Regions from separate parts of the Homo sapiens genome. Here region 2 is linked to region 1. Evidence: chromatin loops called from intact Hi-C (ENCODE). Cell type or tissue: PC-9. All regions are shown on one strand. Each heading gives the region's core, and the rest is flanking DNA. Links, peaks and the distances in the headings are about the cores only.

Evidence for each region. A loop is a pair of places that touch in the nucleus more often than their neighbours do. Peaks named below come from ENCODE experiments on the same cell type or tissue, not always from the same donor. Only the 100,000 strongest peaks of a DNase experiment are listed, where the experiment ranks them.
Region 2: it touches region 1 in a loop (8-fold over the local background); 24 of 110 quality-filtered maps call a loop at or near these places.

What each region holds. Positions count from the first base shown.
Region 1 is chr11:70,186,559-70,197,059 of GRCh38, forward strand. It overlaps ANO1 (anoctamin 1), which reads left to right. Exons shown (of 26, transcript NM_018043.7): 26 at 1,180-2,972. The coding sequence ends at 1,446. Among named protein-coding and RNA genes, the nearest start is that of FADD, 11 kb to the right of the region's middle. RefSeq lists enhancers at 5,355-5,414, 10,173-10,501 and a silencer at 9,545-9,839. In PC-9, for the core only: CTCF peaks have their summits at 5,171 (motif pointing left) and 5,374; a DNase peak (open chromatin) is centred at 5,143; H3K27ac peaks cover 1,148 bases.
Region 2 is chr11:69,699,745-69,710,245 of GRCh38, forward strand. It overlaps FGF19 (fibroblast growth factor 19), which reads right to left and starts at 4,278. Exons shown (of 3, transcript NM_005117.3): 1 at 3,901-4,278; 2 at 3,517-3,620. The coding sequence starts at 4,132. RefSeq lists enhancers at 597-1,549, 5,687-6,049, 6,589-7,218 and a promoter at 4,351-6,548. In PC-9, for the core only: CTCF peaks have their summits at 4,964 and 5,167; a DNase peak (open chromatin) is centred at 4,527; H3K4me3 peaks cover 1,305 bases; H3K27ac peaks cover 663 bases.

The sequences.
Region 1 (10,501 bases), core at 962-8,961:
AGGGAGGGGTCTGGGCCAACTCTCTGAGGCCAGAGGGACTCCCAGTGGAGCGGGACCCCAGGCTAGGGTGCCAGCTGTGCACCGGCAGCTGAGGTCCCAGAGAGGCAGTATCCTGGGCTGTGGGCACCGCCAAGATTCTGCTCGCAGGTGTCCCTCTAGTCTCGATTAAGTCGATGCTAGGAAGGCAGTGGGCCAAGGGCTCTGATTCTGGAATCCCCAAGACTGGGTTCAAGTCCCAGTTCTGTCACAGGGCAGGCCCTTCCACTCCTCTAAGCTCAGTGGCCCCATCCATCAGCTTTTCACAGCAAGCAGTGCAAAAGGTGTGTGGGGCTGGGTTCCGCAGACCAGAGCCTGAGAGCCCAGCAAGGAGGGGTCTCGGCCAGAGACAGCCCAGCCTTATCCCAAGGGAGCCCCGGAGCAGGCATGGCACCCCAGACCTGGCCTCACCTGGAGGCAAGGCAGCCCCTAGATGGACCAGTCACTGCTTTGGGCTGACCAGGCTGGGAAGAGGGAGATGGGATGGGGCATAAGTTCTGCAGCTGCGAGCGTGAGCAGCCAACCCCAGCCCCAGCTGGGGACTGGGAGCACCAACCAGGAGAAGACACCAATCCAGGGGGCACCAGCACCGCCCGTGGCGGGAACCTGCTCAGCCGGGGGTGCTCACACGTGCTTGCTGGACAGATGTTCAGCAAACAAGAAGATTCCGTTTTTCCATAAAAACTGACTTATGTTGCCTTCTATCCACCAGAAATGTCTCCGTGGAGGTGGTAGATGTTCAGGGAGACCCTGGGACGCTTTGCAAACTGTAAAAGTTTGATCCATTTGTGGCTATTTCCAGTTTCATGTTTTTCCCCAAAGGCTCGATGCTCGTTAGATTTGGCGATGTGTGATCCATCAGGTCACTTCCTGAGTCTCCTGATCAAAGAATTCAGAATGACTCAGATGATTTTCCCAATTACTGAGTTCAGATTTGTTCGAGAAAGTCGGCCAACATTTCCCAGAGGCCTGCCGGGTGGTTCTATGCCTCCTTTATAGCTTCTGGAAAACTGAGGCCCAGGGAGGTCAATGGGCCAGGAGGTGGTGGGGTGGCACTCCACCAGATGGGGGCCAGGCAGAGAGGTCAGGAGCACTTCCCCAGGCGCCATCCTCCCTTCTGCCACGCGTTGCCTCTCCTTCCAGAACCTGGTCATGTTCATGAGCGACTTTGTGGACTGGGTCATCCCGGACATCCCCAAGGACATCAGCCAGCAGATCCACAAGGAGAAGGTGCTCATGGTGGAGCTGTTCATGCGGGAGGAGCAAGACAAGCAGCAGCTGCTGGAAACCTGGATGGAGAAGGAGCGGCAGAAGGACGAGCCGCCGTGCAACCACCACAACACCAAAGCCTGCCCAGACAGCCTCGGCAGCCCAGCCCCCAGCCATGCCTACCACGGGGGCGTCCTGTAGCTATGCCAGCGGGGCTGGGCAGGCCAGCCGGGCATCCTGACCGATGGGCACCCTCTCCCAGGGCAGGCGGCTTCCCGCTCCCACCAGGGCCCGGTGGGTCCTGGGTTTTCTGCAAACATGGAGGACCACTTTCTGATAGGACATTTTCCTTTCTTCTTTCTGTTTTCTTTCCCTTGTTTTTGCACAAAGCCATTATGCAGGGAATATTTTTTAATCTGTAGTATTCAAGATGAATCAAAATGATGGCTGGTAATACGGCAATAAGGTAGCAAAGGCAGGTGCTTTGCAGAAAGAATGCTTGGAAACTTGAGTCTCCCTAGAGGTGAAAAGTGAGCAGAGGCCCGTAGAAACCCTCCTCTGAATCCTCCTAATTCCTTAAGATAGATGCAAAATGGTAAGCCGAGGCATCGCGCAAAAGCTGGTGCGATGCTTCAGGGAAAATGGAAAACCCACGCAAGAATAATGATTGATTCCGGTTCCAAAAGGTGTCACCTACCTGTTTCAGAAAAGTTAGACTTTCCATCGCCTTTTCCTTCCATCAGTTGAGTGGCTGAGAGAGAAGTGCCTCATCCCTGAGCCACACAGGGGGCGTGGGAGCATCCCAGTTATCCCTGGAAAGCTAGAAGGGGACAGAGGTGTCCCTGATTAAGCAGGAAACAGCACCCTTGGCGTCCCCAGCAGGCTCCCCACTGTCAGCCACACACCTGCCCCCATCACACCAAGCCGACCTCAGAGTTGTTCATCTTCCTTATGGGACAAAACCGGTTGACCAGAAAATGGGCAGAGAGAGATGACCTCGGAAGCATTTCCACAGATGGTGTCAGGGTTTCAAGAAGTCTTAGGGCTTCCAGGGGTCCCCTGGAAGCTTTAGAATATTTATGGGTTTTTTTTCAAATATCAATTATATGGTAGATTGAGGATTTTTTTTCTGTAGCTCAAAGGTGGAGGGAGTTTATTAGTTAACCAAATATCGTTGAGAGGAATTTAAAATACTGTTACTACCAAAGATTTTTATTAATAAAGGCTTATATTTTGGTAACACTTCTCTATATTTTTACTCACAGGAATGTCACTGTTGGACAATTATTTTAAAAGTGTATAAAACCAAGTCTCATAAATGATATGAGTGATCTAAATTTGCAGCAATGATACTAAACAACTCTCTGAAATTTCTCAAGCACCAAGAGAAACATCATTTTAGCAAAGGCCAGGAGGAAAAATAGAAATAAATTTGTCTTGAAGATCTCATTGATGTGATGTTACATTCCCTTTAATCTGCCAACTGTGGTCAAAGTTCATAGGTGTCGTACATTTCCATTATTTGCTAAAATCATGCAATCTGATGCTTCTCTTTTCTCTTGTACAGTAAGTAGTTTGAAGTGGGTTTTGTATATAAATACTGTATTAAAAATTAGGCAATTACCAAAAATCCTTTTATGGAAACCATTTTTTTAAAAAGTGAATGTACACAAATCCACAGAGGACTGTGGCTGGACATTCATCTAAATAAATTTGAATATACGACACTTTTCTCACTTGAATGCTGTCTGCCTGACGTCTGCCTGGGAAACTCACAGGCCGTCCCCAGAGTCCAGTGACCCTGCAAACTCAGCACTGACGGACAGGCATCTCTTTCCTTTGGTGCCGGCCTGCGCATGGCTCTAAATGTTCTTGGGACTTCATCTTTCTGTACGTGTGTGCATTTGTGCATGCACATGTGTGTGCCTATTCATTTGCATGTGTTTTGCATGCATCATGTGCACGCATGTTCGCATTTGCTTGTGTGCATGTGCCTGTGTCTTTACATGTTTGTGTACATCACGTGTGTATGTATGCATTTGTATTTGCTTGTATTTGCATATGGGTGCAGGTGTGTGTGCATGTGGACACGTGTGCATATATGCATGTGTGTGTATATGTCTATGTGTGCATGCACGTGTGTATACAGTGCGTGTGTGTACTTGTGAATGCCTGTGTTTATGTGTTTGCATGGTTTATGTATGTATTATCCGTTCTCACACTGCTATAAAGAACTACCTGAGCCCAGGTGTGGTGGCTCACACCTGTAATCCCAGCACTTTGGGAGGACAAGGCGGGTGGATTGCTGGAGGTGAGGAGTTCAAGACCAGCCTGGCCAACATGGCAAAATCCCATCTCTCCAAAAAAAAAAGTTACATAAAAATTAGTCGAGCATGGTGGCGCACACCTGTCATCTCAGCTACTGGGGAGGCTGAGGCAGGAGAATCACTTGAACCTGGGAAGCAAAGGCTGCAGTGAACCGAGATCATGCCATAGCACACCAATCTGGGTGACAGAGTTAGACCCCATCTCAAAAAATATATAAATAAATAGAACTACCTGAGACTGGATAATTTACGAAGAAAAGAGGTTTAATTGACTCACACTTTTGCATGCTTAACAGGAGGCATGACTGAGAGGTCTCAGGAAACTTAACGATCGTAGCAGAAAGCAAAGGGGAAGCAAGCACGTCTTCACAATGGTGGAGCAGGAGAGAGCGAGCAAAGGGGACAAGTGCCACATTTTCAAACCATCAGATGTTGTGAGAACTCACCCACTATCACAAGAACAGCATGGCGGAAATGCGCCTCATGATTCAACCACCTCCCACCAGGTCCCGCCCTCGACACGTGGGGATTACAATTTAACATGAGATTCAGGTGGGGACAGAGCCAAACCATGTCAGTGTGCATCACCCCAGGGTTCACACACGTGTTTGCCTTTGCCTGTGTTTGTATATGCATATGTGCTGTGTGTGTGCATATGTGCCGGTGTGTGTGCATATGTGCTGGTGTGTGTGCATATGTGCTGTGTGTGCATATGTGCTGTGTGTGTGTGCATATGTGCTGGTGTGTGTGCATATATGCTGTGTGTGCGCATATGTGCTGGTGTGTGTGTGCATGTGTGCTGTGTGTATGCATATGTGCTGTGTGTGCATGTGTGCTGGCGTGTGTGTGTGCATGTGTGCTGGTGTGTGTGTGCATATGTGCTGGTGTGTGTGTGCATGTGTGCTGGTGTGTGTGTATATGTGCTGATATGTGTGCATATATGCTAGTGTGTGTGCATATGTGCTGGTGTGTGTGTGTGCATGTGTGCTGGTGTCTGCATATATGCTAGTGTGTGTATGCATGTGTGCTTGTGTGTGTGCATATGTGCTGGTGTGTGTGTGCATATGTGCTGGTGTGTGTGCATATATGCTAGTGTGTGTGTGCATGTGTGCTGGTGTGTGTGCATATGTACTGGTGTCTGAGTGTGCTTGTGTGTATGCACAGATGTACCACATATTCCTCTGTGTTTGTGTGTGTGTGTGTGTGTGTGTGTGTGTGTATGTTGGGATGGGGGATTGTGGTCACACTTTCTAGCAGGCTCTTCCAAGAATCCCATATCTCGACCTCTGATCCCACAACCCAACAGACTAGTATTTAGGGTTTCATGGACCCCAAATTTCTTCAAAACGTTTTGGGACTGACCTTGGGTTGTCAATGTTTTCATTTGGGCAAGTGGGGACATTTTTTTAGAACCGTCACCTATAATCACTATCACTTCATAAAAGAACGTATATTTTTAACAGCGTCAGCAAAGCAGTATGGCGCTTCGGGCTGGGGACAGTGTCCTTGTGCGGCCCTCGGCGTCGGCCACCTTCCCTTCACCGCCAGGACAAGGCAGGGCCTCTTTCGACCTGTGGCAGGCCTCGGGCGCCCCCTTGTGCTGGCTCTCCTCAGCACAGCGCCTTGCCACCTTGGTCAGGCGCATCCTCCTAAAGCTTGGGCCCCACATTCTCGATCCTGTAGGGAGGGCCCAAGGAGAACGGCACCCACTTTCTCAATCCTGTAGGGAGGGCTCAGGGAGAACGGCACCCAGGATTGGCATCGCGGGAACCCCTTCCCTCTGCCCTCCTGTCTCCATGGGTCCTCCCAGAGCCTGGGAGGGCACAGGTGGGGACCTTCAGCCACATCTGATAGATGAGGAAACAGGCTCTTGACCAAGATCTCAGGGCGCTTTAATGCCAAGTCTGAAGGCCAGACCTCATAAACATGTATGGAACATTCAAGAAACATTTATTGAACTCCTACTGTAGGCCAAGTGCAGCGGCTCATGCTGGTAATCCCACATGAGGGATTACTGCATTGAGAGGCCCAGACAGAAGGATTGCTTGAGCCCAGGAGTTCGAGACCAGCCTGGGCAACATAGCAAGACCCTGTCTCTACAAGAAATAAAAAAATTAGCTGGGCATGGTGGCGGGCACCTGTGGCCCCAGCTACTCGAGAGAGTGAGGTAGGAGAATCACTTGAGCCCAGGAGGTCAAGGCTGCAGTGAGCTATGATTGCATCACTGCACTGCAGCCTGGGCAACAGAGCAAAACCCTGTCTCAAAAAATAAATAAAAATTAGACCAGGTGCAGTGGCTCACGTCTGTAATTCTAGCACTTTGGGAGGCCGAGGTGGATGACTTGAGGCCAGGAGTTCAAGACCAGCCTGGCCAACAGAGTGAAACCCAGTCTCTAAGTAAAAAAAAAATATATATATATATATATATATATATATATATATATATACACACACACACCAAAAAAAAATGAACTCCCACTGTGTGTCAGGCACTAGGACGAGAAGGGTGAAGAACAAGGACACAGCCCCTTCCCTCCCACATGACATTCTCACAAAGGAAGTCCAATGCTGAACCAGAAAATCAACCGTGGAACCAGACAACTTCAGAAAAGGGAGCGCTGATGAAAATCCAGCAGGGAGTGTGACTGACTGAGGGTGAGTGACTACACTGCGCAGGGAGGCCCCTTGGGACTTGAGCAACAAGGAGCCAGAAACACACAACAGTCGGTGCACAGGCCAAGGCAGCAGCTGCTGGACGAGCTCCAGGAGCAGAGGGGCAGGGAGGTGACAGGAGACGCAGGAGAGGTGGCTAGAGACGACTCATGCAGGGCTCCGGCTGAGTGAAGACTTTGAACTTGGTGGTAGGTGCCATGGGCAGGGCTGGGCAGTGTCTATGAGGGCAGTGATGGGATCTGACTTATGTTTGGGGTCATGGCTGCTGTAGGGTGGAAACTGCAGCCAGTGCCGCTATTATACAGATGGGCACAGGAGGCTCAGAGAGGCTCAGGGCTCCACTGCAGCCATCCACAAGCTGGCAGCACATCACCCCTTGGACCCAGGAGCCTGGCACAAAAAGTCTTCTACTACTGGTCCCTAGAGTAGTGTGGCTGGGGGCAGGGTTGGGGGCGAGCCCAGCGGGCCCTGAGGTCTGAGGGCACCGGCTGCACCACCAGGCCTGGCAATGACACACTGGTGGCCGGCCATGCAGGTTCCGCTGCTCTCCTCTGAGGGTGGAGGTGGACCATGAATAGCATCAAGCCCAAGACAACCTCTGTTCGGTAGGTTCAGCACATGTTAACTTTTGAAGTTAATTTAATATATGAAAACCAGGCATTTAAAGTCCACGTTTGCATGTTCTGCTGAGAAATCACACCTTCTGCTGCACAGCCCCACGTTCGCCAGGTCTCATGCTCACATTCGACTGCAGCCCGGTGGGGCCTGCCCTTCCTGAGTCTCCTCACCCTCCCAAACATGCCTGCCCACTGGCTATGGGGGCAGCTGAGGCTGGGGCCTCCCTAGACAAGCCTCAGACCAAGGTCCCTGTCTGTGGATCTGGAACCAGCAGTGGGATTGAGAGCTTGGCCAAAGTGTGTGCTTGAAGCAGGGCTGTCTCCACCCCAAGGCTGGACTCAGAGCCCTGCCCAAAGCACTCACATCACCAAATCCTACACACTCATCTTCAGGCCCCCAGGAGTCATTTGTGTGCCCCTGACCCCAGGTGATATGTGTCCTCACATGTCAGGCAACATTTACCTGCCCATGTTTTGTAAGAGCCACAGCAAAGAACATAAATGCTAACACTTACCAGAAAACAGGCCAGAAGGAAGTACTGGCACAGTGCCAGGCACAGAGGAGGCACCAGAAAGTGCTGAATTAATGAATAAGCAAGCAAGGATTAGATGGATAGATGGATGGGGGATAGACGGATGAACGTTTGGGTGGTGGACAGATGGATGGATGGATGGAAGCATGGATGGATGGATAGATTGATGGATGGATGTGTGGGTGGATGGATGGATGGATGGATGGATGGATGGTGGATGGGTGGATGGATAAATGTGTGGATGGATGGATGGATATGTGGATGGATGGATGGTGGATGAATGGATGGATGGATGGATGGATGGATGGATGGATGGATTGGGTGAATGAATGGATGTGTGGATGGATGGATGGATTGGGTGAATGAATGGATGTGTGGATGGATGGATGGATGGATGGATGGATGGATGGATGGATGGATGGATTGGGTGAATGAATGGATGTGTGGATGGATGGATGGATTGGGTGAATGAATGGATGTGTGGATGGATGGATGGATGGATGGTGGATGAATGGATGGATGGTAGATGAATGGATGGATGGATGGATGAATGGATGGATGGATGGATGAGTGGATGGATGGATGGATGGATGGATTGGGTGAATGAATGGATGTGTGGATGGATGGATGGATTGGGTGAATGAATGGATGTGTGGATGGATGGATGGATGGATGGATGGATGGATGGATGGTGGATGGTTGGATGGATGTGTGGATGGATTGGGTGGATGGATGTGTAAGTGGATGGATGGATTGGGTGGACGGATGGATGGACTGGGTGAATGGATGGATGGATGGTGGATGAGTGAATGTGTGGGTGAATGGATGCATTGATTGAATGGATGTGTGAATGGATGAAGGGATCGAGTGGATGGATGTGTGAATGGATGGATGGATGGTGGATGAGTGAGTGGATGTGTGGGTGAATGGATGCATTGATTGGGTGGATGGATGGATGGATGTGTGGATGGATGGTAGATGGGTGGGTAGATGGTAGATGGATGGTGGATGGATAGATGAATGGATAGAAGGATGGATGGATGTGTGGATGGATGGATAGATGGATGGATGGATGCTGGATGAATGGATGGATGGATGGTGGATGGGTGGATGGATGTGTGGACGGATGAATGGGTGAAAGGATGGATGTATGGATGGATGTGTGGATGGATGGATAGATGTGTGGATGGATGGGTGGAAGGATGAATGGATGGGTAGATGGGTGAGTAGATGGATGGATGGATAGGTGGATGGACGGATGGATAGATAGATAGGTGGATGGATGGATGGATGGGTGGGTGGATGGATGGATGGATGGGTGGATGGATGGATGGATAGATGCATGTATGGGTGGATGGATGGAAAATAGACTGACAATTGGGTCTTTTTGCCTTTGAGATGAATGGGCCTCAGGATCAAGTTAGCAGGAGTGTTGGTGGAGGAGGTAAGGGGGTAGTGGAAGGTAAATCTGATGCCTTCTGACCTGAAGACATGCTCACAGCAAGCAGTTCACCCCCACTCACTCACACAGCCTTGGCAGAAGAGCAAAAGGCAAAGAGACAGCTTATGCCTGGAGACATGGGACCAGCCCAGGCATTTTCATCTGGCTTCCTCAGATGGGATGGTGTCTGCTGCCCCTGCCAGAGCCTGCCCAGAATGCAGCCATGGGGCAAAGGCTCAGCAAACACCTCATTTCCTCAGCCCTGCCAAGTCATGTATTTACTATTGTCCATTTCCCTTCCCTTCTCCCCCTCTTCCTCACACAATTTTCATTAAAGTAAAACATAGAGAAAATTGCACAAAAGTGTACAGTCAAGCAACTTCCACAAAAAAATACACACTTTTGGGGCTGGGCACAGTGGCTCACGCCTGTAACCCCAGCACTTTGGGAGGCTGAGGTGAGAGGAGTGCAGTGGTGCAACCTTGAGTTCAAGAGTTTGAGACCAACCTGGGCAACATGGCAAGACCCTGTCTCTACAAAAAATAAATTTTTTTTAAAAAAAAGCTAAAAATTAGTCAGGTGTTGTGGCATGCACCTGTAGTCCCAGCTACTTGGGAGGCTGAGGTGGGAGGATGGCTTGAGCCTGAGAGATCAAGGCTGCAGTGAGCCGTGATTATGTCACTGTACCCCAACCTGGGCAACAGAGAATTTGTCTCCAAAAACAAAAACAAAATCCCACTTCTGTAGCCAGGACTCAGACACTGAATGAGCACGTCCTAAATATTCCCTCAAACTCCCTTCTCACAGTGGCTGTAGCCACTACCCGGACCTGGTTCCAACCTCGGCAGCAGAAATTCTTTCTCCTGCTTTTGCTTGTTGGTGGCTGCTGCCCTCTTCTGGCTGCCTGCAGGAGCTGCACTCAGGGAAGGGAAAGGCCCCGCACCTGGCACCTACCTTAGTGTTGTTGTGTAGTGTTGTGTTGTGTTGTGTTGTGTTGTGTTGTGTTGTGTTGTGTTGTGTTGTGTTGTGTTGCGTTGTGTTTTTTTGAGATGGAGTCTCGCTCTGTTGCCCAGGCTGGAGTGCAGTGGTGCGATCTTGGCTCACTGCAACCTCCGCCTCCCTGGTTCAAGTGATTCTCCTGCCTCAGCCTCCCGAGTAGCTGGGACTACAGGCACCCGCCACCATGCCTGGCTAATTTTTGCATTTTTAGTAGAGACAGGGTTTCACCATATTGGCCCAGCTGGCCTGGAACTTCTGACCCTGTGATCCGCCCGCCTCGGCCTCCCAAAGTGCCGGGATTACAGGCGTGAGCCACTGCACCCGGCCTTAGTTTTCTATTAGGTTGGTGCAAAACCACGATTAGTTTGCACCAACCTAAAATATTTGCTGTGGTGGCAAATGACCACCAACTCTGCGGCCCAAAACAACACGAATTTATTCTGTTACTACAGGTCAGGTTTCTGGCACAGGCCTCACTAGGCTAAAATCGACGTGCCTGCACAGCTGGCTCCCTCTGGAAGCTCCGGGGGAGGTCCGTGCCTTCTCCAGCATCCAGAGGCCCTTGTCTTCCCGTCTGTGACCCCTTCCTGGCCACGTCTTCGTGCTGCCTCTTCTCTGGTTCTTCTTTTATGAGGCCTCATGATTAGACTGGGTCTGCAGGGTTAA
Region 2 (10,501 bases), core at 1,524-9,523, 490 kb before region 1:
AGTATATATAAAATATACCTTTATATATGTAAGTATATATAATATATAATGTACTTTAAGGCCAGGCACAGTAGGTCACACCTGTAGTCCCAGCACTTTGGGAGGCCCAGAGCAGATGGATCACCTGAATCCAGGAGTTTGAGACCAGCCTGGGCAACATGGTAAAATTCCATCTTGACAAAAAGTACAAACATTAGCAGGTCATGGAGGTGGGCGCCTGTAGGCCCAGCTATTCGGGAGGCTGAGAGGTGGGAGGATGGGTTGAGGCTGGGTAGTCAAGGCTGCACTGAGCAATGATCATGCCACTGCACTCTAGTCTGGGTGATAGAGCAAGACCCTGTCTCAAAAAAAAACAAAACAAAAAACCCACAACTATATATATACACAGAGAACACACACACATATATAAATGTACTGTAAGTGTAAGCATATATAATATGTACATTATGTTAATATATAACCCATTAATAAATTAAATATACATTTATATACCTTTATAAATTATAATCTTTATATAGATATACATGCACACAGACAAAACTGAGGTTTATTATTTCATATATGTATATTTTATGTATATACTTAATACTACATATACACTCTATATAGACCCAAATAATTTCCACTAAATTACCTCACTTTTTCGAGAGCCTTGTCCTAAGCAATAATATCCATCAACCCACAGGAATGCCGTCTGTGTTTCCCTCACCCTTTACATTACAGACATAACTCCTGGCATTTAAAAAGTTCCTGGGTATTTCATTGGCACTTTGGGAAACACTGATAAACTGGGTTGTCATCTTAGGATAGGTCTTTTAAATAAATTGCGTGTGATCCGATCTGGGTCCCAGATGAAAGCATCTGTTCCCCACCTATCTCAGAAATCACTGTGTGCCTTTATCATTCTAAGGCCTTCTGGTCTGCAGCAGTTCTGAGAACCATCAGCCCCGCTGTCTCCTCCATTCAGTCACCAAGGGCCTTCCAGGCAGGCTGCCAGGAGGCAGATCTCAGCAGCCCCTCCCCCAGGCCAGGCCAGGCCAGGCCGGCGCCCAGCTGGTGGCCGGAAATGTGTGCTGAGGGAAGCCTTGTCTTAGAACATTCATAGTCCACGGGGTTGAGAGGTGCCAGTGGGCAAGTGCCATCCCACACCGGTGTCATTACCCCTTGGCGACCCAGGACAGGCGCAGGCGGGAGCCGGAAGGGCTGGGCAGTAAACACACTGCAGGACGGCCTCAGTCAGGTTCCTGCCTAAGTCTGCAAAGGTCACTGAACTGCAGGTGGGTGACGAGGTACCTGTGCTAATAAGCTCCTGATAAGAGGCTCATTGCAGCAACCCAGGCTCCTGCCGAGCCCACGGATGGCTGGGACAAAGCATCGGACAGCAAGCGTGATTTCTCCCAAACTCCCAAAAATGCCAAATGATCAATAAACAAGGAACACAAAACCGAATGATTGGAGGACCTTCTTCTATTTACTTGGCTTGTCCTTTGGGAGAAATTAGTATCACTTTCTCCATACAGAAAACGAAATGACTTCAAGTTTCTAGAAGAATGTGGCATTTTTATTTAAGAAAGAGGCCAGGCGAGGTGGCTCATGCCTGTAATCCCAGCACTTTGGGCGGCTGAGGCAGGCAGATCGTGATGTCAGGAGTTCGAGACCAGCCTGGCCAGGATGGTGAAACCTCATCTCTACTAAAAATACAAAAAAACTAGCCGGTCATGGTGGCACGGTGCCCGTAATCCCAGCTACTTGGGAGGCTGAGGCAGGAGAATTGCTTGAACCCCGCAGGTGGAGGTTGCAGTGAGCCAAGATCATACCACTGTACTCCAGCCTGGGCGACAGAGCAAGCGAGACTCCGTCTCAAAAAAAAAAAAAAAAAAAAAAAGATCCTCAATTTCTGTTAGACCATGCACAGGGGATCAAGAGGCACAAAGGGGGCTGGGCGCGGTGGCTCACACCTCTAATCCCAAAGCACTTTGGGAGGCCGAGACGGCCGGATCACTTGAGGTCGGGAGTTCAAGACCAGCCTGGCCACCAACATGGTGAAACCCCATCTCTACCCAAAATACAAAAGGTAGCTGGGCTTGGTGGTGGGTACCTGTAATCCCAGCTCCATGGGAGGCTGAGGTAGCAGAAACGCTTGAACCTGGGAGGCACAGGTTGCAGTGAGCCGAGATCTGGCCACTGCATTCCAGCCTGGGCGACAGAGCAAGACTCTGCCAAAAAAAAAAAAAAAAAAAAAAAAAAAAGGCACAGAGGGATTTCAGGTGACCCAACCCCCAATTTGGGCAGAATGGCGGGTTAGGTTGACGTCCCCTGCTGGCCTCCCATCATTAGGAACCCCCACACCCCCTGCCATAGTAAATGTCAAAATTAAAGTTGCAAGGGTGGGTTTGGAGCGGCTCTGGGTGGGAGTCAGCGTCCAGCGTGCCGACCACCCCCTTTCTCTGCAGTCCTCTCACGCAGGACTCCGCCATAAAACCTGAAACAGGCGCTCCGAGTACACGGAGCACGGCAGAGGCACCGAGCAATTTTGAGACTCTAAAATGCTTTGTCCCGCTGTTCACAAAGGAGCTGGTTGGGCCGGAGGCGGCCCCGCCTCTGCATCCTTTCTGGGGTGGGGGCCCCGGGCAGGCGCGGCCACCCCCGCCCTGGCCCCTGCTCCGCCAGGGAGTCCGGGGCTGCGTGTGAGGCCTGCGCGGGCCGAGACCTCACACAGCCTCCTCTGCGCGCGGGGCCGCGGGAGGGGCGCGGGTTCGTTCCTTTGAACTCCCAGCCTTTGTTCCCGGCCACCAGAGCCCCAGCGCTCGTACACTTCCGGCCCCGGGACCTCTGCGGTTACCTGGGCCTTCCCTGCCAGCCCCCACCCCCTGCCCCCACCAGAAAGCGTTTACAGGACAGGTGAGGCCCGCAGGAGGAAAAGCACTCCCCTGGCGCAACATGACTCCAGCGCATCTGCGTCTAAGCCACACCGTGCTCCTGGTAGATTAAAAATTAATTCTAAAAAAAAAATCTCTCCTATCCCAAATGCACTGTTTTCTGCCTTGCTTGACAATTGATTTGTTTTTAAAGGAAAGTTATGGGTAGATCCTCTTTTTTCTTTCCCATTCTTTTTTTCTTCTTTTATACTGGAGGGAGGGAAACGGAGGCGAGGACCACACACGCGCAGGCAGAGGCTGAAAAGGCCCGAGGTGGGTTTTCCTGTTTAATATCAAAGGAGGCCGAATAATGGGTTTCCTCGGTCCGGCTAGGCCGGCCTTTGACTCAATTGGAAATGCAAAGGCAGCTTTTGCCTATTCTCTGGCTGCTGGCTGAGACCCTAAATTTCCGTAGGAAATCGTCGGACATGCACTTAATCGGTCTTTGCAATCTTTCCCTCGAAGTTGCACGCGGGTCTGGGCGGAGGAGGCGAGGAAACCCTGGATTCGAACCAGCGCCTTTCTCTCCTTCAGGCCTCCGCCCGGGGACAGGCGCCGGTCCCCCGCCCCGGCGCATCCGCCCCGTGGGGACACTTACCAGCCCCTGCATCTTGCCGTCGGCGCCCATGCAGAGGTACCGCACGCTGTGCACGCCCTTGATGGCCACGGTCCGCAGAGCGACTGCCTTGATCTCCAGCAAACCTAGGCGCAGGGGAAGCGAGAAGCTGCAGCAAGGACCGCTGGGCCCGCACCACGTGGGTGCGGTCGGTCCACAAGCCTGTGCTTCTCCCTAGCGTCCCGCGCTGTTTGGGGACTAACGGAGGGATCCTAACGTCCAGGTGCCAAAACCTGGGGTTCCCAGGAGTTGAGGGGTCCGCAGGAGCCTAAGGGTGGCAAAGGAAGGAAGGGCGCTGGGGTGGGGCGCGCGCAGCGGGGTGGGGTGCGCGCGGCGGGGCGGGCGGGGGTGCTGGCGGGCACTCACTGTGCGCGCTCTGGCCCCGCGCGCAGTCCACGACGCCGTCGGCACGGATGCGCAGGAAGCAGCTGGAGAGCCCGTGGGGGCCGGAGGTGTACAGGTGCCGCAGGCGGATGGGGTCGCCCCAGCCGTAGTGCACGTGGGGCCCCGCGTCCGAGAAGGCGAGGGGGCGCCCGGCCACGGCCAGCCAGAGGCCGGCCAGGATCCATACGTGGACCACCACACACCCGCTCCGCATGGCACCTCCCTGGGGCTCTCGGCGCAGCTCCGGCGATGGGGGTGCGGGAGGCTGGGCGGCGACCGGGATGCGCTGCGGGGCTGTGAGTGCCGGGTTGGGATGGTCGTGGCCCTAGATCCTGGACGCAGCGCTCCTGCTCTGACGGCGCGGCGGCTCCGGGCCGGCAGCCTTATATAGTAGCGCCTTACGGGCCCCACGGGTAGGTGCCCAAGACACCCGAGCATTTCTTATCGGGATTGCATCAAGCCTCCGCCCCCCGCACACACCCACTCACACCCCGCCTCCGGCCCCAGCCCCAGCCCCCTCCCCGGGCCCGGGCAGGCAGGCGGCGGCTTCTTGTCCCAGCCGGGGTGACCCCGCCCAGGCCGTTCGGATCTGCGGGAGGAGGAGGCCTCGCTTAGCGGCCGGGTTTCGGGGAACTCCTCCCCACCGCGCAGCGGCCCCGAGGTTCTTGGCTGGGAGAGTTTGACTTTGTAAAGCAATCGACAACTGGGGCCCTTCCCCCAGGCCTCAGGCTCCCAGTGGATGCACTCGGCGTGGGGCACTAGCGGGGGCGGGGTCAGGAACCCCGGGGCCAGAGGTTGGGGGGCACCGAGTTTTGCCCCCTTCACCCTCTGTCGGGAAAAGCCTCACCTCGGCCTTAGTGCCCTTCCCCTTAAAAGCCCACTCGCACTCCCTCCCCCGACTTTCGCAGCCCCGCACATCTGACGTCAAAGCCGTCCCGTAGAATTTTCCCCGGCAGTTCCGACAGTCTCAGGTTCTTTCAGCTTCATCTTCTTGCAATTCCTGCCCCGCCCCTTTTATCCGGGTAAATTGCCCCCCGACGGGGGGCCGGGCGCGCTCTCGGCCGGCGGGGAAACAATGGAAGCCGCGCGGACTGTAGGTGGCGCCGCAGCCTCGGCGTCCGCCTGGGCTTTGCGCTCCTGGCCCCGCGCCCCTGCCTGCTCCGCGCTCGCCCCGGCCCCGCGGCTGTGCGCGAGATGCAACCTGAAAGGGGGCACTGGGAAGGAGGCTCTCGGGCAGGGTGGGCGGGCCAGCTGCGGGATTGGTGAACCCCAGCTTCTCGGCTGGAGGGTGGTGGAGGCAGGGGCGCAGGGAGGGAGGCCTGGGCCTCCGTTTCCCGTTTTTTGAGCTGTCTTGTGTCGGGGGTCTGGTTTTTGAGTCCCCGAGTCCCTGCGCACGGGGTCAGGAGGAACAGCACGGTCGGGGAGGTCGAGAGCGCCTTACCTGGTGGGGAGGGGTCGGGAAGGGGCCCAGGAACGGTGATGGGCGCCCCTGGCGTCCGGGCAGGTGCCAGGTGAGGAAAGAAATGGGGGCCGCTCCATGAAGCGGTTCCTGCCAATAAAGAAAACGACATCCAGAGAATACCCAGGCGGGGAATAAAGGGGTCCTCCTACGGGGCTTTGGTTTAACTCTAATTATTTCTTGTTATTCTTCCAAACCCCCAGCTCCTGGATGTGGGGCCCCAGGAGGCTGGTTTTGGGGGCAGAGCCCTCCTGGCCCAGCGCAAAGGCGATGGGGAGGGCAAACAGGAGAGACAGCGAGAGAAATGCCAGGCCTAATGAATTTCAATGAGCAGAGGCCACATTCATTCCCCAGTCAGTGACTGGCGTTAATGACTGAGGGCGCAGCAAATGTCACCAGGAAAGTCTTTACAAAAAGACATCATCCCGAAGGCTTTCTAGACCAGGGACCCCCACGCTGTGTGTCTTGGTTCAGAAAGCCGTGGCTTCTGTTAAATCTAATTACTTCCCCCCTGTGGCTTTAAATCGACGGCGGCTCCTATTAAACTTAATTACCCTCCCCTGCAGCTTTCGTTTTAAAGATCCGTGGTAAATGCGTGATAAATGCTCTTGAGGGCGATGGCAGAGGCTGCACTGGGGGACACGACCCAAACCGGGTGGGGGCGATGGCAGCCTCTGGTTCCACCCCTACCCCTCTGCAGCCCCTTCCAGGGACATGGGGAAGAGAGTGGCTGATGCGATCAGGGAGGTGGGGAAATGAGGAAGGCGGCTGCTGTCCCCCAGCCCCTGTTCTGAGCGCTTCATGGAGGTTCTCAGCTCAAATCTCCACAAGAGCCCCCACAGTATTCTATTCCTCCCTCCCCCATGGAGCAGGAGGGAAATGGCCCCAGAAAAGTGGCCGAGTAACCCAAGGTCGCACACTCTGTTAGTGGTGAAGTTGGAATTTGAACCCAAACAGTGGGGCTCGTAAATCCAGGCTGTGCTGCGTCTTATCCCGGGACAGGGGCTCCGGGGTCAGACCCACTGTAGCATGGATCACACCCGGCCACTCCCTGGGTAGGTCGTGGACCGCTGACCCATTGCCCTCTCAGCTTGCTCTCAGGCTTGTCCTGAGGGTGACAAGGAAGAGGGGACAGAGAGGGCCTGGGATGTAGCACTCATGAAGGTGTTGATGGCAGGCCTTGAGGTCAGCTGTGTGCCGGCCATCTCACAGGCACAGCAATGCTCTGAGAGCTTAGGGGATGGATCCTGCTCATGTGAGGTAGCTGACGGTTACAGAGATGGACTGCCGGGCCTCGAGGGTTTGCCCCAGGTGGGCCAGGCACACGATCTTGGGTGTTTGCTGGGCTCCCTGGTGTGTGTGGTTAGAGGGAGCCAAGCCTGCAGAGGACAAGGCAGTGCTGGCCAGCAAGGGGCTCTCCTGGCGAGAGCAGAGGTGTGGCAAGGGCTGAGGTCCTCCTCCCACTCTGTTCTGTGCACACCGGGACCTCTGAAGCCACCTGTGTGCTGCATTGGGCTGACTTTGCTTTTCAGGTTGTGTTTGATTTGCCCCTGGGTGGCTAAGCCGGCTGAATCGCCCAGGTGGGGTTTCATTCATTGAATGGCATGGGCAATGGGTAGCAGGTAGGGTCCAAGGCACCTGGATGTCCCGCTCACCCATGCAGGGGTATGGGGGTCTCCAGCCCAGGTGTCCAGAAGGGCTTGGCTTGGCTTTGTTCTGGATTTGATGTTAGCTTTTTTTTTTTAATTCATTTTTTATTTTTTTATTTAATTGCCCTGTAGAACCGTAAATCCTTTTTCTGGAGTCTTCCTTCTTCCATCTGAGGGTGTAGAGGTTCCTTCTTCCTGATTATGGCAAATGAGTGATTTCCACCATTTCTAAACCCGTGTCCCAGTGTCTAAGAACATCTTATTCGGCTTCACCTCCAATTTTTACATTATGAAAATCATAGTTTTCCTTTCATTTTACAGTTAGAAATGTATGTTTTGCTGTCAAATGTGCATTCTTCTACATAAGCACTCCCTAGAGCCCCTCCCAAACCCCCTGCTCCCACCTTGTGATTGAAAATTATTTTGTAATTGGAGAAACTTCTGGGTGTGGTAAAAGTCTTTATCAGAAAATAAGAACTGCAGGGTAGCGTGGGACCGAGAGAGCTGTGAACACTGAGGTGATCGAGGCCACGCCCCACAGCTGGTTCCTGGCCAACTGGAGGCTGAGACCCAGGGACTCCTGAATCTCAGCCCAGTATTTTTGCTACAACCTGCTAGAACATGCATTATTTCCCCCAAGACTTTCTGATTCACCAACAGCCATTTCTTCCCCCATACGCATCGTTATTCTGAAATGAGGCCACCCAGCTAGCCCAGAAATTGGCAGAGACTGTGACAGAGTAGAAGGAAGACCTCTTTGAGATTCCATTTCCTCATTTGTAAAACAGCAAAAGGAACGCTAATTTACAGGGTTAATACGAGCATTAGAAAAGACATCCCCATCTATCAAGTGACCAATATTTGTAAGATAGAGACAGCCTGGCACATGTAAAGCACATAACAGAAGGGTAGCTATTGTTACTGTTGTAAATGCTGCTCTCTGGCGATCTTTGCTACATTTATTACTTATTTTAAAATTTAATGGCAACTCTAGAAAAAGATATATAGTGACAAAAAGCTGGATGGAGATCCACTAGAAAAGGGTAAATAGAAGGCTGGGCGTGGTGGCTCATGCCTGTAATCCCAGCACTTTGGGAGGCCAACGCAGGAGCATTGCTTGAACCCAGGAGGCAGAGGTTGCAGTGAGCCGAGATCGCACCACTGTACTCCAGCCTGGGCAACAGAGAGAGACTCTGTCTCAAAAAAAAAAAAAAAAAAAAAAAAAAAAAAAAAGCAGAGAAGGATAAATGGAAGATGAAAATGTTCTCTATCTTTATTGTGGTAGTGAATACACAGGCAATGACATTTATCAAAACTAATAGAGCTGTTCCCTTAAAATTAAGGTGCATTTTTTTCAGAGCAATTTCTATTAAATTCTAAAGTAAATTGTGTCTGAATTTTAAATAAGCATTAATAGATACTTTTTTTCCAGTTGTTTTATTGTGTTGAAACATAAACAACATAAAATTTACCATCCTAACCATTTCTAAATGTACAGTTCAGAGGAATTAATACATTCATAAAGCTGTGTGGATCACCGCCACCATCCATCTCCAGAACTCTTTTCATCTTGAAAAATGAGATTCAGCTGGGTGCGGTGGCTCACTCCTGTAATCCCAGCACTTTGGGAGGCCAAGGTGGGTGGATCACCTGAGGTCAGGAGTTCAAGACCAGCCTGGCCAACATGGTGAAACCCCATCTCTACTAAAAATACAAAAATTAGCTGGGTGTGGTGGCGCATGCTTGCAGTCCCAGCTGCTGTGGAGGCTGAGGTGGAAGGATCGCTTGAACCCAGGGAGCGGAGGTTGCAGTGAGCCAAGATCACACCGCTGCACTCCAACCTGGGCAACAGAGTGATACTGAAAAATAAATAATAATAAAAAAAGTATGTATGTATCTTAAAAAAAAATCATTTGAATTGTAACCTCCTTTCCACCAACTCAGTTGTAAACACTTTCCTTGGGATTAAATATCCTAGCACAGCCTTTGACACCAGCACATCTGAGTGATACAATCTGTTGTCCCCTATTGCTGGACGTTTAGGTTGTTTCCAACGTCCCCTGCCAGACCATGCAGGGGAGAACATTCTTGGAGACGCATCTCGCGCATGTCCGCTCTTGGAATTACTGAGCCCTGTCGTCTCTCCCCCAGGTAGGCCCTGGCCCTGTGTAAAGGGTGGAATTCAGGAAGCTGCCCTGCTTCTGTTCACACAAAGGGCAGCACAGCTTCCTCCAGACATCTGCGGTGAGCCTGAGCACACATGGATGTTCTCAGCTCAAATCTCCGCAAGAGCCCCCATGGTATTCTATTCCCCCTTCCCCATGGAGCAGGAGGGAAATGGGGGCCCCAGAAAAGTGGCCGAGTGACCCAAGGTCGCACACCCTGTTAGTGGTGAAGTTGGAATTTGAACCCAAACAGTGGGGCTTGTAAATCCAGGCTGTGCTGTGTCTTATCCCGGGACAGGGGCTCCTGGTGTGTAAGCACCACCACCAGCAGGCACCATGAGGCATAGCAAAGCTGGAGTCGGAGCCCTCCCTTTACTGCCGGTTCAGAAGGCCCAGGACGTGAGCTCCCCTAGCTGGGAGGGCCTGCTTGTGCTGTGAGCCTTACTTTTCTCACCTGTGAGGACAGGAGCTGACAGAAGTAGCCACAAAGGGTATTTCTGTACGTGAATGCTCTTTTCCCTCTGGTCTCCCTCATCAAAACAGATATGAGTTCCCATCGCGAATGTGTTGAGCTGTCAGAGTAGCAACGTCGTGAAAGAATGCGCCCAGGCTTTGAATGTCAGCTACTGAAAGAAAACAAAAAGTAGCTTAATGAGAAAACATTAACCGTGTTCATGCTGACTTCGTGAAAAACCATAAAGTGAAAATATCGAGGTTGGAAATTCTCAGAAGCCCTGGCCTCTGTCTGCTTCATAAACCTTTCGTGGAGAAGGATGAGTCCCAGACTCCACAAGTGGATGGCTCTTCAAACTTCATGCCCAAAGGGAGGGTCTTTTCTCTCCAAAAGCTCAGCCACCTTTCCACAATGTCTTTTTTCTTTCTTCTGTCCGAGATGGTTAGGAAATCCCAGGACAGGCCTGGCCAGCACCATTTGCTGAGTGCTTGAAATCCTCTGGCCATGGTGGTGGTGGTAGTGATGGCTGACACCAAGTGCCCAGAACTGTCCTGGGCAGTTTACATGCCTCACGGTATTTGGGTCTCATAGCTCCCATTCTAAAGAGGGGCAAAGTGAGGCTCAGAAACTGCTCCTTGCCCAGAGTCACAAATAAAGCCAATAAACAGCAGAGTTGGGATTTGAATGCAGTTCTAGCTGAATTTGAGTCACAAAGCTATTTAATCATTACTCTCTTTTTATTTTTTTAAAAAAGAAGCAAAACCAGGCCAGGTACAGTGGCTCACATCTGTAATCCCAACATTTTGGGAGGCCAAGGCAGGTGGATCACTTGAGCCCAGGAGTTCAAGACCAGCCC